3 separate regions of the Homo sapiens genome follow, and all the other regions are linked to region 1. The links are chromatin contacts, found by Hi-C or POLR2A ChIA-PET in ENCODE. All regions are on one chromosome and are shown on one strand. The core of a region is the stretch at or near the end of the contact, and the rest is flanking DNA. Distances in the headings are between cores, read along the strand shown. Region 1 holds the start of RIOX1 (ribosomal oxygenase 1). Region 2 overlaps PSEN1 (presenilin 1). Region 3 holds the start of ZFYVE1 (zinc finger FYVE-type containing 1).

Region 1 (3,662 bases), core at 392-2,891:
GTGTGTAACAGACCATGTGAGAAATAAAAAAGGGTGGATGTTAGACATGGGTAAGGACAAAATCTAAAAGCCTTGGCAAGTGTTTGGATAGGCTTGCAACTGAGAAAGAGGGAGTGTTGAAAGCTCAAACAGAGAAAGGTCCTAGAGGCCATGTACTGTAGTCTAATATGCTTATCATTGCTTGAAACATTGTAAACCCTCTTGGAAGGCAGTTTGGTAAAACCTATTAATAATCACAAAAAGTATCTTACTTTTTGACCCAGCACTTTTATTTCTGGGAGTTTATCTTAAATGATTCAAATGAAGACAAGGAATCTTTATGTACAAAGCAATTAGTTGCATGACAGACAGTGACCACGTTCTCAAAAATTACACCCGCATGCCACCACATTGCCTGTTAAATTAGAAGCCGATTTAAGATCCTGAGTTTAAGAGCCAAAGAAGTTGTAGCTAAAGAAACAAAATCCCAGAGGGGCAGGAAGGGCAGATATCAAGAATGCAAGTAGAGAAATTCTTAACTTATTTTTCAGAGAGAGGACAATGAATTTGAGAATTTGTATTGGAGAAAAGAGGGAGAGAAGTTAGGTGGAGGAACTCCTAGATAAGGCTTCAATCAGTGAATTCATCTGCAGAGCAGAAGTTTCTGCGGAACTCAAACTGCCTGGGGGCATTCCTTGAAAAGAAGAATTCTGCACTTTTTGGTGGGAACCTGCCGGTGGAACATCCTGTTTAGAAATGAGGACATCCAAGGAACACTGCAATGTGCAGAGACTAGAAGGAAAAAACAGTCAAGTAGCCATTTCTCCTGGGGAGTCTCTAGTAACTTGATTTTGTGCTTCTTCTTGTTTTTTGAGACAAGAGTCTCACTCTGTCGCCCAGGCTGGAGTGCAATGGTACGATCTCGGCTCACTGCAACCTCCACCTCCCGAGTTCAAGCAATTCTCCTGTCTCAGCCTCCCGAGTAGCTGGGACTACAGGTGCAAGTCACCACACCTGGCTAATTTTTGTAATTTTTAAATTATTATTTATTTTTATTTTTTTGAGGCGGAGTCTCGCTCTGTCGCCCAGGCTGGAGTGCAGTGGCGCCATCTCGGCTCACTGCAAGCTCTGCCTCCCGGGTTCACGCCATCCTCCTGCCTCAGCCTCCCGAGTAGCCGGGACTACAGGCGCCCAGCACCACGTCCGGCTAGTTTTTTGTATTTTTCTTTTTTAGTAGAGACGGGGTTTCACCGTGTTAGCCAGGATGGTCTCGATCTCCTGACCTCGTGATCCGCCCGCCTCGGCCTCCCAAAGTGCTGGGATTACAGGCGGAGCCACCGCGCCCGGCCAATTTTTGTAGTTTTAGTACAGACGGGGTTTCACCATACTGGTCAGGCTGGTCTCGAACTCCTGACCTCAGGTGATCCACACACCTCGGCCTCCGAAAGTGCTAGGATTACAGTCGTGAACCACCGCGCTTGGCCGCAACTTGATTTTTAAATTGCTCTCTGAGTGTAGATTCCTTGTTTGTTTGGCAAGGGTTCTTGCCGCTGCCGCTACAGCTTGAAGCCAAACATTTAATGAAAGAGAGCGGGAGGGGCCGAATAGAAGAATGATGGGCGTGGCCAACCCCGAGGTGGCTGGAGGCCGCGCCCCCTTCCCAGAGTGCACCGCAGCCGCTGCATTCAGGAACCGCTTTAGCTTCGCCCCCGGCCGGCCGGGCGGGGAAGACTGGTGTGGTCTGGCCATGGATGGGCTCCAGGCCAGTGCAGGGCCGTTGAGGCGCGGGCGGCCGAAGCGCCGGCGCAAGCCCCAGCCACACAGCGGGTCGGTCCTGGCCCTGCCCTTGAGGTCCAGGAAGATACGAAAGCAGCTGCGAAGTGTTGTATCCCGCATGGCAGCGCTGAGGACGCAGACGCTGCCTAGCGAGAACTCGGAGGAATCGAGGGTGGAGTCGACGGCCGACGACCTGGGGGACGCGCTACCCGGTGGGGCGGCGGTGGCGGCCGTCCCGGACGCAGCCCGGCGAGAGCCATACGGCCACCTGGGGCCCGCAGAGCTGCTGGAGGCCTCGCCCGCCGCGCGCTCCCTGCAGACCCCGTCGGCGCGCCTGGTGCCCGCTTCCGCGCCGCCCGCGCGCCTGGTGGAGGTGCCCGCCGCGCCGGTCCGGGTGGTGGAGACCTCGGCCCTGCTGTGCACCGCGCAACACTTAGCGGCCGTCCAGTCGTCCGGGGCCCCTGCGACGGCGTCGGGGCCGCAGGTGGATAACACGGGTGGGGAGCCGGCCTGGGACTCCCCGCTGCGGCGCGTCTTGGCCGAGCTGAACCGCATCCCCAGCAGCCGGCGGCGAGCGGCCCGCCTCTTTGAGTGGCTCATCGCGCCCATGCCGCCAGATCACTTTTACCGGCGCCTATGGGAGCGCGAGGCGGTGCTGGTGCGGCGGCAGGACCACACCTACTACCAGGGACTTTTCTCTACCGCTGACCTGGATTCGATGCTGCGCAACGAGGAGGTGCAGTTCGGCCAGCATTTGGACGCCGCTCGCTACATCAACGGACGACGCGAGACCCTGAACCCACCCGGCCGCGCGCTGCCCGCCGCCGCGTGGTCCCTGTACCAGGCCGGCTGCTCCCTGCGTCTCCTCTGTCCGCAGGCTTTCTCTACTACTGTGTGGCAGTTTTTGGCTGTGCTTCAAGAGCAGTTTGGAAGCATGGCAGGCTCCAACGTTTACCTCACGCCCCCTAACTCGCAGGGCTTTGCCCCCCACTACGACGACATCGAGGCCTTCGTGCTGCAGCTGGAAGGTAGGAAACTCTGGCGTGTATACCGACCCCGAGTCCCAACCGAGGAACTGGCTCTGACATCCAGCCCCAACTTCAGTCAGGACGACCTCGGTGAGCCGGTGCTGCAGACCGTGCTGGAACCTGGAGATTTGCTGTATTTTCCTCGGGGCTTCATTCACCAAGCTGAATGCCAGGATGGAGTCCACTCTCTGCACCTCACCTTGTCCACGTACCAGCGCAATACCTGGGGTGACTTCTTAGAGGCCATACTGCCTCTGGCAGTGCAGGCTGCAATGGAAGAAAATGTGGAGTTTCGGAGGGGTCTGCCCCGAGACTTCATGGATTACATGGGGGCCCAGCATTCAGATTCTAAGGATCCGCGAAGAACCGCTTTCATGGAGAAGGTGCGGGTCTTGGTTGCCCGCCTGGGACACTTTGCTCCTGTTGATGCTGTGGCCGACCAGCGAGCCAAAGACTTCATTCACGATTCTCTGCCCCCTGTTTTGACTGATAGGGAGAGGGCACTAAGTGTTTACGGGCTTCCAATTCGCTGGGAGGCTGGAGAACCTGTAAACGTGGGGGCCCAGTTGACAACAGAAACAGAAGTCCATATGCTTCAGGATGGGATAGCTCGGCTGGTGGGTGAGGGGGGCCATTTGTTTCTCTATTACACAGTGGAAAACTCCCGTGTGTATCATCTGGAAGAACCCAAGTGCTTGGAAATATACCCCCAGCAAGCTGATGCCATGGAACTGTTGCTTGGTTCTTATCCAGAGTTTGTGAGAGTGGGGGACCTGCCCTGTGACAGTGTGGAGGACCAGCTGTCCTTGGCAACCACGTTGTATGATAAGGGGCTGCTGCTCACTAAGATGCCTCTAGCCCTAAATTAGTTTCTTGTTG
Region 2 (3,884 bases), core at 980-3,479, 270 kb before region 1:
ATGAGAAACTTAGTTTCCTCCTGTGGCTGAGGAGGGGCCAGCTTTTTCTTCTTTTGCCTGCTGTTTTCTCTCCCAATCTATGATATGATATGACCTGGTTTGGGGCTGTCTTTGGTGTTTAGAATATTTGTTTTCTGTCCCAGGATATTTCTTATAAGAACCTAACTTCAAGAGTAGTGTGCGAGTACTGATCTGAATTTAAATTAAAATTGGCTTATATTAGGCAGTCACAGACAGGAAAAATAAGAGCTATGCAAAGAAAGGGGGATTTAAAGTAGTAGGTTCTATCATCTCAATTCATTTTTTTCCATGAAATCCCTTCTTCCAAGATTCATTCCCTCTCTCAGACATGTGCTAGCATGGGTATTATCATTGAGAAAGCACAGCTACAGCAAAGCCACCTGAATAGCAATTTGTGATTGGAAGCATTCTTGAGGGATCCCTAATCTAGAGTAATTTATTTGTGTAAGGATCCCAAATGTGTTGCACCTTTCATGATACATTTCTTCTCTGAAGAGGGTACGTGGGGTGTGTGTATTTAAATCCATCCTATGTATTACTGATTGTCCTGTGTAGAAAGATGGCAATTATTCTGTCTCTTTCTCCAAGTTTGAGCCACATCTCAGCCACATTGTTAGACAGTGTACAGAGAACCTATCTTTCCTTTTTTTTTTTTTAAAGGACAGGATTTTGCTGTGTTGCCCAGGCTAGACTTGAACTCCTGGGCTCAAGTAATCCACCTCAGCCTGAGTAGCTGAGACTACAGCCCATCTTATTTCTTTAAATCATTCATCTCAGGCAGAGAACTTTTCCCTCAAACATTCTTTTTAGAATTAGTTCAGTCATTCCTAAAACATCCAAATGCTAGTCTTCCACCATGAAAAATAGATTGTCACTGGAAAGAACAGTAGCAATTTCCATAAGGATGTGCCTTCACTCACACGGGACAGGCGGTGGTTATAGAGTCGGGCAAAACCAGCAGTAGAGTATGACCAGCCAAGCCAATCTGCTTAATAAAAAGATGGAAGACAGTAAGGAAGGAAAGTAGCCACTAAGAGTCTGAGTCTGACTGGGCTACAGAATAAAGGGTATTTATGGACAGAATGTCATTACATGCCTATGGGAATACCAATCATATTTGGAAGATTTGCAGATTTTTTTTCAGAGAGGAAAGACTCACCTTCCTGTTTTTGGTTCTCAGTAGGTTCGTGTGTGTTCCTAGAATCACAGCTCTGACTCCAAATGACTCAATTTCTCAATTAGAAAAAGTAGAAGCTTTCTAAGCAACTTGGAAGAAAACAGTCATAAGTAAGCAATTTGTTGATTTTACTACAGAAGCAACAACTGAAGAGGCAGTGTTTTTACTTTCAGACTCCGGGATTCCCATTCTGTAGTCTCTCTGCTTTTAAAAACCCTCCTTTTGCAATAGATGCCCAAACAGATGATGTTTATTACTTGTTATTTACGTGGCCTCAGACAGTGTATGTATTCTCGATATAACTTGTAGAGTGTGAAATATAAGTTTAACTACCAAATAAGGTCTCCCAGGGTTAGATGACTGCGGGAAGCCTTTGATCCCAACCCCCAAGGCTTTGTATATTTGATCATTTGTGATCTAACCCTGGAAGAAAAAGAGCTCAGAAACCACTATGAAAAAATTTGTTCAGTGTTTTCTGTGTTCCCGTAGGTTCTGGAGTCTGAGGATGCAAAGATGAATAAGATAAATTCTCAGAATGTAGTTATAATCTCTTGTTTTCTGGTATATGCCATCTTTCTTTAACTTCTCTAAAATATTGGGTATTTGTCAAATAACCACTTTTAACAGTTACCATTACTGAGGGCTTATACATTGGTGTTATAAAAGTGACTTGATTCAGAAATCAATCCATTCAGTAAAGTACTCCTTCTCTAAATTTGCTGTTATGTCTATAAGGAACAGTTTGACCTGCCCTTCTCCTCACCTCCTCACCTGCCTTCCAACATTGAATTTGGAAGGAGACGTGAAAATTGGACATTTGGTTTTGCCCTTGGGCTGGAAACTATCATATAATCATAAGTTTGAGCCTAGAAGTGATCCTTGTGATCTTCTCACCTCTTTAAATTCCCACAACACAAGAGATTAAAAACAGAGGTTTCAGCTCTTCATAGTGCGTTGTGAAATGGCTGGCCAGAGTGTACCAACAAAGCTGTCATCGGGCTCACAGCTCAGAGACATCTGCATGTGATCATCTGCATAGTCCTCTCCTCTAACGGGAAACACCTCAGATTTGCATATAAAAAAGCACCCTGGTGCTGAAATGAACCCCTTTCTTGAACATCAAAGCTGTCTCCCACAGCCTTGGGCAGCAGGGTGCCTCTTAGTGGATGTGCTGGGTCCACCCTGAGCCCTGACATGTGGTGGCAGCATTGCCAGTTGGTCTGTGTGTCTGTGTAGCAGGGACGATTTCCCAGAAAGCAATTTTCCTTTTGAAATACGTAATTGTTGAGACTAGGCAGTTTCAAAGTCAGCTGCATATAGTAGCAAGTACAGGACTGTCTTGTTTTTGGTGTCCTTGGAGGTGCTGGGGTGAGGGTTTCAGTGGGATCATTTACTCTCACATGTTGTCTGCCTTCTGCTTCTGTGGACACTGCTTTGTACTTAATTCAGACAGACTGTGAATACACCTTTTTTATAAATACCTTTCAAATTCTTGGTAAGATATAATTTTGATAGCTGATTGCAGATTTTCTGTATTTGTCAGATTAATAAAGACTGCATGAATCCAGCTGTGCTAGTGTTTTTTACATGAAAGTATCATAATGTATAACTGTAACTCACAGAACTGTCTAGCACTTATCAAGAAACAGTTTAGAATACAAAAATTAGCCAGGCGTGGTGGTGGGCGCCTGTAGTCCCAGCTACTCGGAAGGCTGAGGCATGAGAATCGCTTGAACCCAGGAGGCAGAGGTTGCAGTGAGCCGAGATCTCACCACTGCACTCCAGCCTGGGCGACAGAGCAAGACTCTGTCTCAAAAAAAAAAAAGTTTAGAAACAAATGCATTGTTTCTATTCTTAACTCATAAGAAAGTGGTATGGATTATAGCACACCACAGCTCTGAAGAGTGTAATATTAAATCTGTTTATAAAAGCCCCAAAGCAGCTATCCTTAATACATCCTGAAAGATATTTTTTCTAATAACTTTCACATTAATGTAAATATGTCAGAAGAAACTGTAAACTTATAAGACGTATGTTGTACAGTGCAGATATGTGCTGGAGGATTTTTTTTAAAGAAATTAGGTCACACTAATGGGAAAAGGCAACATTACTTTTATTGACCTGGTAGAGCATAGAATGTCCTCTCACTCCATTCCCCAAACTTGATAAAACGTTTTGTTTCTAAACAGTAAATAACATACAATCTGGAAATGATTGATCAGAAATACATTTATGGCAGAAAAACCACAGTTGGCCATGGTCTTCAGAAGGGGGCAGATAAGACATTGATGTGTTCCCGGCTACATCTGCTAAGGGCATCAGGAAGCAGGGAGTGTTTATTCCCTCCTTTGAGAATTGGAGGCATCATTTGTTTTCATGGCTCTTTTAGGCAGTGTCTGTGGAGTCTCCTACAGAGGCATCAGGACTTGGGAGAGGTTTCTGATTTTTAGGGGTCCTGACAATGGTGTTCTTGTTTTTTTTTTTTGAGACGGAGTCTCGCTCTGTTGCCCAGGCTGGAGTGCAGTGGCGCGATCTCAGCTCACTGCAAGCTCCGCCTCCTGGGTTCATGCCATTCTCCTGCCTCAGCCTCCTGAGTAGCTGGGACTACAGGCGCCCGCCACGCCCGGCTAATTTTTTTGTATTTTTAGTAGAGGCAGGGTTTCACCGTGTTAACCAGGATGGGACA
Region 3 (4,132 bases), core at 1,296-3,795, 460 kb before region 1:
CCGGGGGTGAAGACGAAGATTTGAGTCTGAAGACTGCACGAAACTTCCACAGGGTTCTGAACACTTTAAAAAAGAACACCTTTCATGTCCTGTTATAGTTCTTCACAAACAAATGTTCAAATTTTTAATTTGCTGCCTCTAAGACTCTTGTATTAGCAGCAACGTTGATTTGGTTTGATGGTTTCATCCTCCATAAAGTGCAAGCAAAGATGTGGTCAAAATTGACTTGGAAGGGTCTTTTATGGCTATCTGAGAGAGGTCTGATGGGTTCACGGTGGTGGGTTCATCGGTTGGACATCAGCTACAAAGTTTTGGTAATGAAAGAAAGTGGTCAGGAGCTTTTCAATATAATTCGACCTGAAGTCAGTATTTCAGGGGATACCTAGAATAGAGGAAGGAAAAGGATTTCACTCATCTAAAAAACAGAAGTGCACCTTTAAAAAAATTTTTTTTGACTAAATTAAATATTAGCCCAGAACTGCTGAGAGAAATCTCATTCCTCTTTTTTTTCTTTTTTTTTTTTTTGAGACAGAGTTTTGCTCTTGCTGCCCAAGCTGGAGTGCAATGGGACAGTCTCGGCTCACTGCAACCTCCGCCTCCCGGGTTCAAGCGATTCTCCTGCCTCAGCCTCCCAAGGAGCTGGGATTACACGCGCTAGCCACAATGCCCAGCTAATTTTTGTATTTTTAGTAGAGACGGGGTTTCACCATGTTGGCCAGGCTGGTCTTGAACTCTTGACCCCAGGTGATCTGCCCGCCTTGGCCTCCCAAAGTGCTGGGATTACAGGCGTGAGTCACCGCACCTGGCCAGAAATCTCATTTTCTATCTTAACACTTACACTGGCTTGTTGTATAGCCAGGCGCAGTGGCTCACACCTGTAATTCCATCACTTTGGGAGGCCGAGGTGGGCAGATCACTTGAGGTCAGGAGTTCGAGACTACCCTGTCCAACATGGTGAAATCCCATCTCTACTAAAAATACAAATATTAGCTGGGCATGGTGGCAGGCACGTGTAATCCAAGCTACTAGGGAGGCTGAGGCAGGAGAATCACTTGAACCCAGGAGGCGGAGGTTGCAGTGAGCCAAGATCTTGCCACTGCACTCCAGCCTGGAAGACAGGGCAAGACTCCCTCAAAAAAAAAAAAAAAAAAAAAAATCTCAAAATTGTGGCTAAAGCTCCTCCTCTTGACAACAAACGCCACCTCTAGGCCCAAGGCATTTAAGAGACTTTGCTGCTCTATTTCCCAGACTGGAATTTTCTGTTCATTCAGATATTAAATTCAGAATCTAAATCACTAAGTGAGTAGTCCTTGGAAGGACAGCCCTCTGCACCCCCACATGCATCCCACAATTGGGAGGAGTGGAGAGGCCTTCACAAAGCTAATGAAAATGTAATAATAAACTTTAGATCTATCAAATACCTGGGCCGACCTGGTTAGCCTTGTAACTGGATTGTTTCAACTCTAGCTAGATGTATATTAAAGACTCAAAACTTAGAAACAATAGTAACAATTTCATCTTTAAAAACAATTTTTTTACACTGTAATTCTTCTGTCCCTTCTTTCACTAACTGAAAAAAAAAAAAAAAAGGAGCAACAGGAGACAATTCCTCTACTTTGACCCATGGCAAAGCCAGGCCTGCAGTGAATCAAAACAAATAATTTTTCTCTTTGTCACTTAAAAACTAACTTAAAAATAACTTCAAAATACGAAAAAAGATAACTGGGGCAAGAAAGGGGCTTTTGTCACTTTGACAATTATATTCCTAATTCCCCCTAGCCTTGACCCGCATTCCAAGGCCCCGACAAGGTGTAAAGCCCTGCCTTTCTGATAGTCACTCCTCCCCTACAGTAATCAATCTATCAACCTTATTTTCAGATAAACAAGGAAGGCGAAGGGAGTGACTAGGGGATCTTATTTACTACAATCTAACCTCAGACATGCCCAGCCAGCTCCCAAAACAGAAACAAAAATCAAACTTGTCACAATTGAGAAAAATATAAAATCAACCTTCAAAAGTACACCTCACGCCCGGCCATGTCAACCAAACATTTTGCCCACTCGGGCCCCCACCTCGACACCTCTCCCCAGCCGGGGGTTCCTCACCCTTCCTTCCACCCGGACACCACCGCCACAACCCGAGGGGCAGGAGCGGAGCCTAAGAACAAAGAAGGTCCCCCAAAATCCCCCCCACGCCGGCAAAACCCGGAGCCGAATCCATTGTTTATACCACCCCACCCCCACCCCCGCCGCACCCGCCCCCCCTTCCTCCCGAGGGCAGCCTGAGCCCCAGGACGATCACTCGCCCCGCGCTGGGCCGTGCCCTCCCCGCCCTGCCCTGCCCGCCGCGGCCCGGGGATCCCACCACTGAGAAGCTCGGCCGCAGCAAGGCGGCGTCGGGGGGCCGCAGGGCGCCAGTGGGGGCAGAGGCTATTCCTCAGGACACCGGCAGATCCATCCTCATCTCCATCTCCGCCACCCTCCTCCTTCGTTGCCTCCCGGGCTTCCTCCTCTCCTGTTGTCAGTTGGGATCAGCTGATCGGAGTGAACTTCTCCCAGCTCGGACTAACAGGAAGGCGTGAGCGGTGCAGCCCAGAAAGGGAGGAGCGAGAGAGGGAGGATCCCGGCGCCAGCAAGGGCGTAGTGCGCACTGCCTCCTGGGAGATGTAGCTCCTCGAGGCGCGCTCTCGCCCCTCATCCCGGAAAGGAAGACTCTGAATGACTACAACTCCCAGTACTGAAGAGGCTGCTCTTGCGAGGAGGCGGTGGGGACAGGCTACGGAGGATTTCGGGACTTGGAGTTTTTGCATTGAGTGTGGTGTCCGCAGGTTTCAGCACGTTCTTTTGGGTTGTAACTGGGGAAGGCATGGTGCTACATTAGAGAACTGATGTAATAATGTCTAGTATAAGTGGGAAATGGTGAGTCAATTAATTTGGATTCAAGTAACCTCTTGCACACCATTCCCTCAGAAACGTGTGAGCACAGACAGTCTCCACCTTCCCAATTTCACTTCGCAAAAACTAAGGAAAAGACCAGAAAAAGTGATAAGAGGATATAGGTACTCTTGGGAAGTTTTTGTTGTTTTTCCCCCCTTGGCAAAGGACAAAATTACAACGAATTTAGTTTTAAGATCTCAGTTGGCTTTATTGCGACTCTAGGATCAGGCAACACTTCATTCCAGAAAGTGGAGTGAATGTTCTGATGAGCTGAGCAGGAGAGGTTGGCTTTGTAGACAGAGAAAAGCTTGAGGAAGCAAAAGCAAAGAACAAAGAGCATATTGGTTTCTTTCTTTCTCTTTCTTGTCATTCTTTTCTTTCCTCTTTCTTCTCTTTTTTTCAGTCTTCTCATGGGACCTTGACATATTGGTCACTTCTAAGCTACTTTCCTTGGAAGGTGAGGACAGAGAGACAGAACAATAGAAAAATAACTGATTAGTTGACATCAGTTACTTCAGGCTACTTCTTTTGTGTAAGGATTACAACAGAGGGAGCTTCATTATCATGCAACATTAAAACAAGCCTGTTTGGGAAACTGGCTGTCCTTATCCCTCTTTCCTGATTTCTCTGAAGGTCAGATAACAACTTAGCTTGGGTTTGGTAACAACTTAGTTTGGATTTGGTGAGGTGAAACTTTAGCATGGGTGACTCCATTTTTATTTTAGCCAGGTCTATTGGGGCCTGGTGCAGGAGTTTAGTCCAAAACAAAGGCCTCCTATCATTTTTACTTAACACCCTTCAAGGGTATTCTCCAAGCCAACCATGAATTTTTTTTCCTACCTATTATTTTTCTGATCTTTCCTTCTATAGTTTCAGAACTTCTCAGGCTGGGCGCGGTAGCGCATGCCTGTAATCCCAGCACTTTGGGAGGTCGAGGTGGACGGATCACCTGAGGTCGGGCGTTCGAGACCAGCCTGACCAACATGGAGAAACTCCATCTCTACTAACAGATACAAAATTAGCCGGGCGTGATGATGCATGCCTGTAATCCCAGCTACTCGGTAGGCTGAGGCAGGAGAATTGCTTGAACCTGGGAGGCAGAGGTTGCAGTAAGCCGAGATCACGCCATGGCACTCCAGCCTGGGCAACAAGAGGGAAACTCTGTCTCAAAAAAAAAAAAAAAAAAAAGCTATTA

The links. A loop is a pair of places that touch in the nucleus more often than their neighbours do. ChIA-PET counts read pairs that join two places held with the same protein, here RNA polymerase II (POLR2A). Pooled maps may share reads with other maps.
Region 2: a loop to region 1 is called in a pooled map, with 2.9 times the contacts of the local background. The contact joins the enhancer-like site here to the promoter of RIOX1 in region 1. A Hi-C loop is called at or near these places in 1 of 168 maps with a recorded cell type or tissue (endothelial cell of umbilical vein) and 2 of 50 pooled maps. POLR2A ChIA-PET finds 5 or more read pairs at or near these places in 6 of 52 experiments (A549, AG04450, MCF 10A and 2 more).
Region 3: a loop to region 1 is called in a pooled map, with 16 times the contacts of the local background. The contact joins the promoter of ZFYVE1 here to the promoter of RIOX1 in region 1. A Hi-C loop is called at or near these places in 1 of 37 single-sample maps with no recorded cell type and 8 of 50 pooled maps. POLR2A ChIA-PET finds 5 or more read pairs at or near these places in 3 of 52 experiments (CD4-positive, alpha-beta T cell, OCI-LY7 and WTC11).

What each region holds. Positions count from the first base shown.
Region 1 is chr14:73,489,292-73,492,953 of GRCh38, forward strand. RIOX1 (ribosomal oxygenase 1) reads left to right here and starts at 1,642. Exons shown (of 1, transcript NM_024644.5): 1 at 1,642-3,662. The coding sequence starts at 1,727. The coding sequence ends at 3,652. All of the region lies in intron 17 of HEATR4 (HEAT repeat containing 4), which reads right to left. It also overlaps a transcript of ACOT1 not described here. RefSeq lists enhancers at 722-1,627, 1,309-1,418, 2,607-3,107 and a silencer at 1,969-2,258.
Region 2 is chr14:73,220,927-73,224,810 of GRCh38, forward strand. PSEN1 (presenilin 1) reads left to right here. Exons shown (of 12, transcript NM_000021.4): 12 at 1-2,765. Among named protein-coding and RNA genes, the nearest start is that of PAPLN, 15 kb to the right of the region's middle. RefSeq lists an enhancer at 2,009-2,521. Within about 2 kb of position 2,230, at least 3 of the 41 ENCODE cell types and tissues checked have a DNase peak (open chromatin) inside an H3K27ac peak, as active enhancers do; they include endothelial cell of umbilical vein, where a contact is called at or near this core.
Region 3 is chr14:73,024,561-73,028,692 of GRCh38, forward strand. It overlaps ZFYVE1 (zinc finger FYVE-type containing 1), which reads right to left and starts at 2,546. Exons shown (of 12, transcript NM_021260.4): 1 at 2,366-2,546; 2 at 1-382. RefSeq lists a silencer at 2,249-2,458 and an enhancer at 2,689-2,888.